Linked DNA regions of Homo sapiens: all the other regions are linked to region 1. A link is a contact called in ENCODE Hi-C or POLR2A ChIA-PET data. All regions are on one chromosome and are shown on one strand. Each heading gives the region's core, a stretch centred on a gene start or an enhancer-like site at or near the end of the contact. The rest is flanking DNA. Distances are from core to core; before and after follow the strand shown.

What was found. A loop is a pair of places that touch in the nucleus more often than their neighbours do. ChIA-PET counts read pairs that join two places held with the same protein, here RNA polymerase II (POLR2A). Pooled maps may share reads with other maps.
Region 2: a loop to region 1 is called in a map of heart right ventricle, with 5 times the contacts of the local background. The contact joins the promoter of GP5 here to the promoter of LINC01972 in region 1. A Hi-C loop is called at or near these places in 2 of 168 maps with a recorded cell type or tissue (heart right ventricle and naive thymus-derived CD4-positive, alpha-beta T cell) and 6 of 50 pooled maps. POLR2A ChIA-PET finds 5 or more read pairs at or near these places in 1 of 52 experiments (A673).
Region 3: a pooled map shows a loop between it and region 1 (3-fold over the local background). The contact joins the enhancer-like site here to the promoter of LINC01972 in region 1. A Hi-C loop is called at or near these places in 1 of 50 pooled maps. POLR2A ChIA-PET finds 5 or more read pairs at or near these places in 3 of 52 experiments (GM10248, H1 and PC-3).

The regions. Positions count from the first base shown.
Region 1 is chr3:194,766,782-194,770,941 of GRCh38, reverse strand. LINC01972 (long intergenic non-protein coding RNA 1972) reads left to right here and starts at 2,233. Exons shown (of 3, transcript NR_146990.1): 1 at 2,233-2,306; 2 at 2,425-2,527. The region is part of intron 3 of LINC01968 (long intergenic non-protein coding RNA 1968); the gene reads right to left. The region is part of intron 2 of LOC105374292 (a long non-coding RNA gene); the gene reads right to left. RefSeq lists enhancers at 1,233-1,332, 1,448-1,742 and a silencer at 1,503-1,602.
Region 2 is chr3:194,396,801-194,400,725 of GRCh38, reverse strand. GP5 (glycoprotein V platelet) reads left to right here and starts at 1,460. Exons shown (of 2, transcript NM_004488.2): 1 at 1,460-1,488; 2 at 2,442-3,925. The coding sequence starts at 2,444. RefSeq lists enhancers at 1-76, 77-630 and a silencer at 3,510-3,559.
Region 3 is chr3:194,331,152-194,335,577 of GRCh38, reverse strand. No RefSeq gene overlaps it. Among named protein-coding and RNA genes, the nearest start is that of CPN2, 18 kb to the left of the region's middle. Within about 2 kb of position 1,682, at least 3 of the 41 ENCODE cell types and tissues checked have a DNase peak (open chromatin) inside an H3K27ac peak, as active enhancers do; they include PC-3, where a contact is called at or near this core.

The DNA of each region.
Region 1 (4,160 bases), core at 984-3,483:
AAGAAGTCAATAAAGGGTACTTTTTTCAGCAGGTTCCCATTGTAGCAACTAACAGTTGATCCTACCTGGGAGACAGTGTAGGGCTCACTTCAGAATTGTCCTCAGCCAAGAGTAGAGAGAGGAAGTTGTGGGTATTTGTCCACCACTCCCATCAGTCACAGGTGTGGGTTTCTGCTGGGCGGGAGGGACATGGACTCTTCGGCATGCAAGTTCAGCTTGCACCAGTGAAAAGCCAAGGGGACACGGGCAGTGGGCCAAGGGGTCTGCTCCCCCTTTACGTCCCTCCTCCTTTCCCCACCACCACTTTTTAGTTTACCCAAATGACCCACTCATCAGGGTTCAATGCCATCTCCTCCCAAAAGCTTTTCTAACCTTTCATCAGAACCAATGACTCTTTCCTTTGGTTTCCACAAACAATCAGAGTACAACTGTGAGAAAAATCCTTTAGGTTTTACCCTTCACTCTGCTTAAGAGTGAAAGTCTTAATTGACAACTGGGCAGAATGGTGTTGGCGCGGCCAGGCGCGGTGGCTCATGCCTGTAATCCCAGCACTTTGGGAGGCCGAGGCAGGCAGATCACGAGGTCAGGAGGTCACAAGGTCAGGAGATCGAGACCATCCTGGCCAACATGATGAAACCCTGTCTCTACTAATAATACAAAAAATTAGCTGGGCATGGTAGCACGCGCCTGTAGTCCCAGCTACTCGGGAGGCTGAGGCAGGAGAATGGTGTGAACCCGGGAGGCAGAGGTTGCAGTGAGCCAAGATTGCACCACTTCACTCCAGCCTGGGCAACAGAGTAAGACTCTGTCTCAAAAAAAAAAAAAAAGAAAGAAAGAATGGTGTTGGCTCTCGTTCTCATTCCTTGATTTATTTCCTTTCTGCTTTGCATGAGGTGGTGTCTGTGACCCATGTACTCATAGCAAGTCTTTGAACCCATCAACATTAGAAATTAGAAAATACCTCTCAAAAAGCAGCATTGATTCTGTTGCCTAAATATATTCTTATTGCAAAAATAAAAATGTAAATGATGTCATTTGAAGCAGTGCATGGTTATTGCTCTTATAATACAATAGTAAGTCTTATTTGCATAAAGAGATATCTACAGTCCTATAAAAGTAAGAATGAATACCTAAATCCAAACTGCTCCTTCAAGTTACCTGGAACTGTGATATTTGCATACACCGAACCATCTACTCTTGTTCTGAAGAGGAGAGAATGAAAACTAAAGGAAACAAAGAATCAAAGAAGCCTTGAACCCACGGTGAGTGGAACCCTGAAGTGATCGGAGGACAGACTGGCATGTGGCAACCTTATTCTGTTCCTTCAAAGCAGCTACTGAATGTTGCGGTGAGCCCGGGAAGAGGACTGTCCTGCCTGCAGTCCTACAGAGGGAAGAGCTGTGCTTAATAAGTTAAAAAGCTGGGGCTTCTACCAAGCCACAGAAGAAGCCGGAGACAGTGTGTGCACATCTGCAAGCAAACAGACGCGTGTCTAACCCGGGGCGGCCGCGCTTCCCCTGCTTAGAAATCCATCATCTACAAGGGGTGGGGCCTGAGGAGCGCAACTCTCACTTGTTACTTTAGAAATCAATCATCTACAAGGGGTGGGGCCTGAGGAGAGCGGGCTTCCCCTGCTTAGAAATCAATCATCCAGAAGGGGTGGGGCCTGAGGAGCTTGGCTCTCACTTGTTACTTTAGAAATCAATCATCTACAAGGGGTGGGACCTGAGGAGGGCGGGCTTCCCCTACTTAGAAATCAATCACCCACAGGGGGTGGGGCCTGAGGAGCGCGGCTCTCACATGTTACTTGAGTTTTACCCAGCAGGTGGGAAGTCCAGAAGGCTGACTCGGTCTCTAAAATGCAGCAGAACCTGTGGCGACCACAGCCACCCAACAGCAAAAGAGGCAGCAGAGGCTGGGTGAGCACAGGACTGAGAATTCATGGAGAAAGTTCTTGAATTTAAGGGAGAGGTGAGACCATTTAATTGGCCAAAAAGGCCCAACTCTAAGAGCCGACCTGCAAGAAGCCAGCCCGGCAGCTTCTCCCATCACCACTCCCAGCTGCAGGTGGGCTGCCTGCTGTCCTTACCTCCCAGACAAGGGGGATCATGTCCTCCTTGGGGTCACCGTGGACCAGTGCGCACTTCTGTGGCCTGTTTTGCTCGCTGCACTTACCTACTGTGACACCACTGTTGCCGACACAGCCACCTCCGTGCGGGGGGTCCCTGGGGCAGACGCCCTGCTATCCTCATCTTAGGATACCCAGTTCCCAACACAGTGCCTGCTGCAAATTATCAGTAATAACAGTAAGTCTTTGTCACGTAATGAGTTACCTTTCAGTCTCTCTGCAGTCTCTTTCCTCCCAATGCCCCTTGGCTGCTCCCGAAGCCCTGACTCCTGACCTCCTGCCCCTTCTGTCTCCAGGGCCATTAACTCCCCTGCTGGTCCCTATCCATGGAGCCCATTGACAGATGAGTTTGATTCTGGACCTAAGAAGGACAGTTAACAGACACAGATATCTTTTAAGGTGAGGAGTGGGTATCGGATACCTGAAAGAGAAAAAGCCTACCAAAACCAACCTTATCTTCCTACCAATCTACCCACTAAGAGAGAGAAACCAGAATATTTTTGCCGGAGAATTATAATAGAGACTCACATCTACCCTCCTTCCTTCACTCAAAAGCCCTGCCCATCCCTCAGCACACATCTCAAAGAGGAACTGCCCCATGAAGCATTCCTGATCCCCAGCCAGGTGTGATGGTCTGTCCTGCGAGCCCCCCACAAGGTACCTTTTCTATGGCACTCACAATTTACTGCCTTCTACTGGATTATCAGTGACCAGACTACAGGTCCTGGTGGGCAGGGGCTGGGTCTGATTCACTGTGGTCCCACCTCACCCCAGCTCTACTCCCACCCCAGGCCCTGCCCAAGACGGGAGGTAAGCTGACTACATTGGTTTGAATAGGGTAAAAGGAAGGACAGCCAAGAGCATAATGCGGCTCAGATGAATTTCAGTTTAACTTTCCCAGAAGTTAAACTTCCCACTCATCAAGGTTCAATGCCTTCTCCTCCCAAAAGCTTTTCTAACCTTTCGTCAGAACCCATGACTCTTTCCTTTGGTTTCCGCAATCAGAGTACAACTGTTGGAAAAATCCTTTAGGTTTTGCCCTTCACCCTCTTAAGAGTGAAAGTCTTCATTGACAACTGGGCAGAATGGTGTTGGCTCTGAGCCAGCCTCTGAGTTCTGAGGCTGAGGGAGGTGCTATCCACCTGGCCCAGGACCTCCCGTCCTGGGCTCTTGGCAAGGCAGCTGACTCTCCCTGTCCTCTCCTAGCCCTACCACAACATTCCTGGGCATATCATCCCACTCACAAGGAGGATTCTTCTAGTGTTTATGAAGGCAGGGTTGGGCAAGACCCGAGAAGTGAGGAGCTAACAGACGGCTCTCCCCCAAGGCTGGTGTCCCCTCCTGCAGCATGGCTGCCAACTAGCCCCCCAGCCTCGGCTGCAACAACCCCACCCATGGGGAGCTAACAGCACTGCTCTTAGACAGCGGCGTCCGTGGGGCACTTTGCTTAGACCCACATCCTCCCTCCCAGCCCAGTTCCACCTCTTTGGGCTGCACAGAATGAATCTGCTTCCTTCCCCAGGTAGCCCCCTTCGGATATCTGGGACAGCTCTCGTGTCCTGTTGTGTCTTTCTCCAGTGTACACATTCTAGGCTCTCACAGTGTTTTTCACTTTGTCCCAGCAAGGCTATTGTTTTTAAGTGCTCTTGAAAGAACCTTCTCTGCAAGGTCAAATAGAAATGAGTAGTCAAGTTAGCACTGACCCGACCCCTCGTTGCATCTCAGCAAGAGCAAATACTTTCACATCTCTCCAGTGGTGCAAAACTAACTGGCAAGAGTCACATTCACACACACACTTGCTCAAATTATGCCAATAAAAGGAAGTTGCGAAAGTGTGAAGACAGCGTAAGGTTTCTGGTTTCGTAGAAAAACAGAGGGGTTAGCCCCCAATTCAAATTTTTTTTCTTTGATCTATGTTTAAAGAAAGCCCTGAGAGGACGGAGAGAGGTTGATTAACCGGTCAAATATACAATTAGATCGAAGAAATAAGACCTAGTGTTGGATAGATCAGCAGGATGACTATAGTTTACAA
Region 2 (3,925 bases), core at 211-2,710, 370 kb after region 1:
TTCCACAAAACTGCCATTGTCATCATGGCCCATCCCCAATGAGCCGCTAGGCACACCTCCCAGACGGGGTCGTGGCCGGGCAGAGGGGCTCCTCACTTCCCAGTAGGGGCGGCCGGGCAGAAGCGCCCCCCACCTCCCGGATGGGGCGGCTGGCCGGGCAGAGGGGTCCTCACTTCCCAGTAGGGGCGGCCGGGCAGAGGCGCCCCTCACCTCCCGGATGGGGCGGCCGGCCGGGCGGGGGGCTGACCCCCCCACCTCCCTCCCGGACAGGGCGGCTGGCCGGAAGTCTTAATGCAGACAGCATTATCAGTGTGTTCAAAAGACACGTAGACACGTTTTGCCTATAGACAAATGGGCAAAAGGAAACCCAGCTTTCTCAAATGAAGCACAAGTGGGCCTTAATTATGTGAAAAGGTGTTCAAGTTCATCATTAAACAGGGAAAGGAAAAGTTAAAATCATGCTGAGATATCTTTCATAGAAATGGCAAAAAGCAGGAAGTGCCACGTGTGGGCAGAGAGGAAGCACAGGAACTCTCACAAATGGCAGGTGTCATCGTAGACCAACACAACCACTTTGGAGAGCAGTTTGACTTTCCCCAGTTAAACTGAACATGTGAGCGGCCGGGCGTGGTGGCTCATGCCTGTAATCCCAGCAGTTTGGGAGGCCGAGGCGGGCGGATTGCCTGAGCTCAGGAGTTCAAGACCAGCCAGGGCAACACGGTAAAACCCCGTCTCTACTAAAATACAAAAAATTAGCTGGGCGTGATGGTGTGTGCCTGTAATCCCAGCTACTTGTGAGGCCGAGGCAGGAGAATTGCTTGAACCAGGGAGCAGGAGGTTGCAGTGAGCCGAGATCGCACCACTGCACCCCAGCCTGGGCGACAGAGTCCCCCTCCCCCACCAAAAAAACAACAAGTGAGCATCCTGCAACCTAGCAATGCCATTGTTGAACAAGTTCAAAGATGTTCTTAGCCTTATTAGTCCCAAAAGGAAGAAAAAAATGGAGGATTTGAGAATGTTCTTAGCTTTATTGCTAAGCGGAGAAAGAAAAACAACACATACCAAAAAAAAAAAAAAAAAAAAAAAAAAAAAAAAAAAAAACCTGGGTGGGAAATTAGGGCCATGTGGCATGAAAAGGAAGACCCAGGGGAAGTGTGGCCCATCTAGGGGTGTGGCTACTGCAGTGATCCAGCTGTATCACTGAACTTCCCTGGCATCATAGAGTTATATTGTGCCATTTATGGAAAAACTCTCCCCACTGCTCTTGGCTTTGACAGTAGGAATCAGGTTATATATGGTCTCTCGGTTTGAAGATATTTGTCATTAAAAACCAGAACAAGGGCTCTGAGATAGGGTCCTTTCCTGACCTACTCTGGTAAAGTCTTTATCCTCAGGATGCAAGGATACCACCCTCTTCCTGTGGAAAGTGTCGAATCACATGCAGAGCTCTAAGTCTTTCAGTTACTTTGGAGTGCAGAACCATTTCAGGTAAGGCCAAATATTTTAAACATTAGTATAGGAAATTAGAGGGCTCTTTAGTCTGTGTGTGCATGAGAAGTAAAATTGCACGAGAAGCAATTTATGTAAAATTTCGCTTAGGAAACATTGTTTTGGCAGGTTAGTAGTATGGTGTGCATTTCCCAGAAAATTCAGTGCCGTGAGTATTACCTTTAGTTAAGCATCTTAGAAATAGTAGCTCTTTATGGCTAAGTCAGAAATACTACCCTCAAATTCTATGTGACCCTAGTTATACTGTTGAGCCTTTCTGTGCCTCTGTGCCTTCATCCTTGAATCGGGGATAATATACTTACCTCCTAAGGTTATTGTAAGGATTAAATGCATGTAGTATAAATAAAGAGCTGAGAACAATGCATGGCGTAAAGTGATAGGTATTATTATATGCTTTTGTTGGCTGTTGATTGAAGGTGTTCGCTGTTTTGGGGGTGTCCTTTAATAGAGTAACTTGGTACTGTGGAAATAGCATGATTGTGAGCAAAAGAATCAGATGGTGGTGGCTGCAGACTTTGCTGTTCCCTTCTTGACTGTTGGTTATAGCCAATGCAGGGTAAGTTATAAAGTCAAGAGCAGAGCCGTTTTCACAATGGACATTGCTTTGTGATGTCTGTGAGCTTGAATGTGAGAATGATTATTTTAATTCTCTATGTAAGGACTTTAAAGTATTGGCTATTCGGTAGCTTGAAAACTCTGTAATCTCAATGCTTTAAACTGAGAGTGGAAAATCAATAAAGCAAAAGCATGAGGCCACGCAGTGTAGAATGAGTGTCTTTTCACCACGTAGGGAAATCTGTAGTCCTAAGAAAAGAGGGAGTGAGAATTCTGGCGAAAGGATTGTGCCTCTGCACAAAGTGCAGGATCCCAGGGTTCAGTACAGGCGCGAACGCTCCTGTGTGTTGACCACACTCCCACGGTTGCTTTTTCAGACATGCTGAGGGGGACTCTACTGTGCGCGGTGCTCGGGCTTCTGCGCGCCCAGCCCTTCCCCTGTCCGCCAGCTTGCAAGTGTGTCTTCCGGGACGCCGCGCAGTGCTCGGGGGGCGACGTGGCGCGCATCTCCGCGCTAGGCCTGCCCACCAACCTCACGCACATCCTGCTCTTCGGAATGGGCCGCGGCGTCCTGCAGAGCCAGAGCTTCAGCGGCATGACCGTCCTGCAGCGCCTCATGATCTCCGACAGCCACATTTCCGCCGTTGCCCCCGGCACCTTCAGTGACCTGATAAAACTGAAAACCCTGAGGCTGTCGCGCAACAAAATCACGCATCTTCCAGGTGCGCTGCTGGATAAGATGGTGCTCCTGGAGCAGTTGTTTTTGGACCACAATGCGCTAAGGGGCATTGACCAAAACATGTTTCAGAAACTGGTTAACCTGCAGGAGCTCGCTCTGAACCAGAATCAGCTCGATTTCCTTCCTGCCAGTCTCTTCACGAATCTGGAGAACCTGAAGTTGTTGGATTTATCGGGAAACAACCTGACCCACCTGCCCAAGGGGTTGCTTGGAGCACAGGCTAAGCTCGAGAGACTTCTGCTCCACTCGAACCGCCTTGTGTCTCTGGATTCGGGGCTGTTGAACAGCCTGGGCGCCCTGACGGAGCTGCAGTTCCACCGAAATCACATCCGTTCCATCGCACCCGGGGCCTTCGACCGGCTCCCAAACCTCAGTTCTTTGACGCTTTCGAGAAACCACCTTGCGTTTCTCCCCTCTGCGCTCTTTCTTCATTCGCACAATCTGACTCTGTTGACTCTGTTCGAGAACCCGCTGGCAGAGCTCCCGGGGGTGCTCTTCGGGGAGATGGGGGGCCTGCAGGAGCTGTGGCTGAACCGCACCCAGCTGCGCACCCTGCCCGCCGCCGCCTTCCGCAACCTGAGCCGCCTGCGGTACTTAGGGGTGACTCTGAGCCCGCGGCTGAGCGCGCTTCCGCAGGGCGCCTTCCAGGGCCTTGGCGAGCTCCAGGTGCTCGCCCTGCACTCCAACGGCCTGACCGCCCTCCCCGACGGCTTGCTGCGCGGCCTCGGCAAGCTGCGCCAGGTGTCCCTGCGCCGCAACAGGCTGCGCGCCCTGCCCCGTGCCCTCTTCCGCAATCTCAGCAGCCTGGAGAGCGTCCAGCTCGACCACAACCAGCTGGAGACCCTGCCTGGCGACGTGTTTGGGGCTCTGCCCCGGCTGACGGAGGTCCTGTTGGGGCACAACTCCTGGCGCTGCGACTGTGGCCTGGGGCCCTTCCTGGGGTGGCTGCGGCAGCACCTAGGCCTCGTGGGCGGGGAAGAGCCCCCACGGTGCGCAGGCCCTGGGGCGCACGCCGGCCTGCCGCTCTGGGCCCTGCCGGGGGGTGACGCGGAGTGCCCGGGCCCCCGGGGCCCGCCTCCCCGCCCCGCTGCGGACAGCTCCTCGGAAGCCCCTGTCCACCCA
Region 3 (4,426 bases), core at 433-2,932, 430 kb after region 1:
TCTTCTAGGCTCCTGCCTCCCTAACACTGGGGTTACCCAGATATCATTTTGTTTAAATCTCCCCCAGCGATTCTAACGCATGGCCAGGGTTGAACATTTAGGCAGAATTTTGTCTCGGGCACTGTCCAGGGCTAGGTTCAGTGTAATTTGCACTGGGCAATGCTGGCCTCCTCAGACCCACCTGGTGTCTGCTCTGGATGAATTCATGAATGAAACAAGTGACAAACATCATGTATAAAAATATTTCATGGATTTTTTTTCTTTCTTGTTGATGTTTTCATTGTATTTTATTATTATTATTTTTTGAGATAGAGTCTCACTCTGTCTCCCAGGCTGGAGTGCAGTGGCACGATCTTGGCTCACTGCAACCTCTACCTCCCTGGTTCAAGCAGTTCCCCTGCCTCAGCCTCCCGAGTAGCTGTGATTACAGACACGCCACCACGCCCGGCTAATTTTTTTTTTGTATTTTTAGTAGAGATGGGTTCTTGCTATGTTGGCCAGGCTGGTCACGAACTCCTGGCCTCAGGCAATCTGCCCGCCTCGGCCTCCCAAAGTGCTGGGATTATAGGCATGAGCCACCGCGCCCGGCCGATGTTTTTAATTTTTCAGCATTAGTGCTCTCATAAATCTTGCATTTTTGAAGAAACAGCAGCTGGGGGTGCGCTCTGCCTTGCTTTTTTTTTTTTTTTTTTTTTTTTTTTTAGATGGAGTCTCCCTCTGTTGCCAGGCTGGAGTGCAGTGGTGCAATCTTGGCTCACTGCAACCTCTGCCTCCTGGGTTCAAGCGACTCTCCTGCCTCAGCCTCCCAAGTAGCTGGGGCTACAGGCACGTGCCACCATGCCCAGCTAATTTTTGTATTTTTAGTAGAGACAGGGTTTCAACATGTTGGCCAGGATGGTCTTGATCTCTTGATTACGTGATCCGTCCGCCTTGGCCTCCCAAAGTGCTGGGATTACAGGCGTGAGCCACCGCCACCGGCCTGCCTCGCTTTCTTATAGTAAAGGATGGCTAAGACATTCCAAAGCTCCTCCTTCCAGCAGGCAGGACGCTCTTCCAGGAAGCTTTGAATGTTGTACCTTCTTTAGTGATGTCCTGCTACTTGCCAGTCATGCAGCCCTCGGCAAATTACTAAGCTGTCTGTGGCTCAGTGTCCTCACCATAGTTTTATCACATAGCACCCACCTCATAGTGTTATTGGTGAAGATAAAATAAGTGCATCCATATAAAGTACCCACAACAATGACACATGGTACGTTCTCCAAAATCGTTATCTTGCATTATTATTTTTGTTAGTATTATTCTAGAGAGAACTGTGGGTGTGGGTGCGGACGGGGTAGGCAAGCACCGGCCAATTGTTTTACCTGTTCCCGTTGATCTGTTTCTGGAAGAACGTAAAAACTGCTGTTTATATATCAAAATTGCATTGTTTAGGAGGATTGGAAATGCAATTGACACAATTGTTCAGTGCTAACAGTGGATATTGGAAAACTGGACGGTGCCGTCAAAGATTAGACTGTCTAGCGCGATGCGAGTCCAAGGACGAATGCTTTCTGGCCCTCTCAGCCTGCTTCCACCACGCGCGCATCTGCAAGCATTTTAAGTCTGCGCCTGCAGAGGTCCCGAGCCTGGTCTCGGAGCGCCCCCTTGTGGTCGCACGGAAGAACGCGCCCCGCGCAGACGTGGAGGGCCAGGGAGGGGTTCTCCCAGCTCCGCCCGCGGGCGCGGCGCGGTACTTTATTCTTGGAAAGTCAGAACCGGGTCCCCTAGAAGGGATACGGGCACATTGACACGGTGACCCGGGGGATACTTGCCGGAGTGCATGCGGGCGTGCGTGCGGAGCCGTCACGGCTTCTGTCTCCTGCACGCCTGAAAAAGCGCCAGGTCCGCTTGGGGCCCATGCACCGAGGAGCCGCCGGGCGGAGGCGAGTCCACCCGCCACCCGGTGGGGCGGCGAAGCGTTCGGGGCGCTCCAGATTGTCCCCGCGCTGCCGCGGTCCTGCACAGTGACTCGTCCCGCGCCCTCCACGGCTTCCAAGCGTCCCCTGCGACCTCCAGATGCCGATGTGGTACGAACCCCGTCCTCGAGGATCTCAGCTGGGAGCCTCCTGCTGCGCGCTGCTGCCACGTGGACGCGCGGTTCAGGACCGCACCTGGCAACGTGCATCCTGGGAAGACTGTGCTTTGTTTTCTTTGGGATTTTATCAAGAGTTGTTCAGCACTTTGGGAATCTTTATCCCGAGGCAATGCTTAGCCCTGATTGCAAAATGTCAAACACGGACACAAATTCATCCTTTACTCATCGTGAGTGAGTGACAGTGACTTCCAGTCTGTTAGTGAGATCTTGGCCAAACATTCCACATGGAAACGAATTCTTTTATTATAAGTTACCTTTGACTTCTAATTAATATTACAGATAGAAGGTTTTATTTTTAAATTCTCTGCGAGGTTTGACGATATTATCTGTGAAGTTTTTTTTCAGGAGACTAAAGCGGGTGTTACAAATGATTTACCAGGAAATCATTAGGTCTGTGGGGGTGCGGTTCAGAGGTCAAAGTAACAGAAGGAGCAAAACCACATGGTCTTCATCAAAGGAGGCCTGCTGGTGTGTCCTGGCCCTGTTTTCCTCCCGGGGTGGAGGCTATGGGTCTGAGGCTCCCCTTCCCACCATGGCGTGAGAGATCCTTTCGCAGAGAAGCTTTGTAAAGGGGAGCAGAGATTCCAGCTGCATTTGGAGGGAAAGGACAGATTCGTGTATTAGTCTGTTCTCCAGCCAAAAAGAACCAACAAGAGATGATAGATAGATAGGAATTGGCTCATGCAATTGCAGAGGCTGAGAGATCTCAGGTTCTGCAAGCTGGAGACCCAGGGAAGGCGGTGGTGTAATTCCATCCAAGTCCCAAGACCTAAGAACCAGGGGATCTGATGATATAAATCCCGGTGCAAAGGCAGGAGATGAGATGTCCCCGCTCCAGCAGTGAGGCAGGAAGACGCGGGGCAGTTACTCCTTCCTCTGCCTTTTTGTTCACTCAGGCCCTCAGTGGATTGGGTGGTGCCTGCCCTGGCTGGGGAGCGGATCTGCTGTGCTGAGTCCACCTTTCCAAATGTCAATGTCATCGGGAAACGCCCTCAGAGACACACCTGGGAACGGTGTGTGTCATCAGGGTACCCTGTGGCTCACTCAGGTTGACACCTAAAATTGAACATCACAGTTAGGAAGCCTGATTTGTGGCACCCGCTCTGCCTCACTTGCGACCTGTGTCTGTGAACAAGCCACGCCCCCTCTCTCCAGGCCTCAAAATCTTCACTGAGTAACTAGGGGCTGAAAGCCTGGGTGGACGTGTGGATGCCCCACCTCCTGCTCCAGCCGTCTGAGGTGTGCCGCCTCTCCAGCAGGCACCCACCCCCTCACTTGGCCTGGAGGATGGTGGGCACCTCCCCAGGGTGGGGCCCAGCCAGAGCCCAAACTCTCAGCACTCTGGGGGCAGCGGAACCCCTTGGCCGCCACTCAGCGCAGACTGCAGCTGTCCAGCCTGGCCCCTCAAGAACCTTCTCTGCATTCTCCTTGCCCACTGGTTTGCTCAGTGATGATAAACTGACTCCCTGTCTGTGCAGCCCAGCCTTCCCTGGGCTGGCCTCCCTGTAACATTCCCGCTGGCTCTGGGCAGGTGGACACCCAGTCCCCAGACAGCCCTTCAGAAGTGGAAGCAGTCTTCATCATGCTCAGGCAGTCCTCCCGTCCCCAGTCTAAACATTGCCAGGAGCCACTTCTAACAAGTAGTTGCTCACACAACGCAGAGCCTTCACTTCCACGATCTCCGTGCCGTGGAAGCTGTGATTGCGGGCCATCGTGAAGGATGTGCTTCCTTCCAGAGCTGGGGATCCGGGGCTGAGGTCCCACGGTAGCTGGGAAGCCTTTTTCCTTGAGCCTTTTTCCTGGCAGTTTTCATCCGTCACTGTATCCGGGGAGCTTTTTATTTTTTTCTTGGAACTCTGTGGCTGGCCTGGCTGTGTCCTTTGATTCCAGTCCTGTGGGATGGATTATTCCAGCAACAGCCTTTGCAAGATTTCTTTGCCACACTGGCTGTCATGGAAATTCCAGAGACTATGGAGGCAGCCTTCAGAGAGCCATTTCCTGGTCGTGGACATTCCTGTGATCGGATGGGGAGCATTAATACTCCTGCAAGGTTGAAAAAGTGGCCTGTGGAGGCTCTGGCTAAGCCCTTTGAAGCAGATGTACTACTAATCTGGAAGGCCTGGTGTGCTCGGGGGTCTCTGGAGATCTCACTTTATGACATGGGCTACCAAGGTGCTCAGACACCACCTTGCCAGCTGTGGAAATGAAAATCCAGTCTTCAGAATGACAGGTGAATCAAAAGAAGAGACCATTTGATAACCTTGAGAGTTGGTGAAACTTCCTAAGCAATAC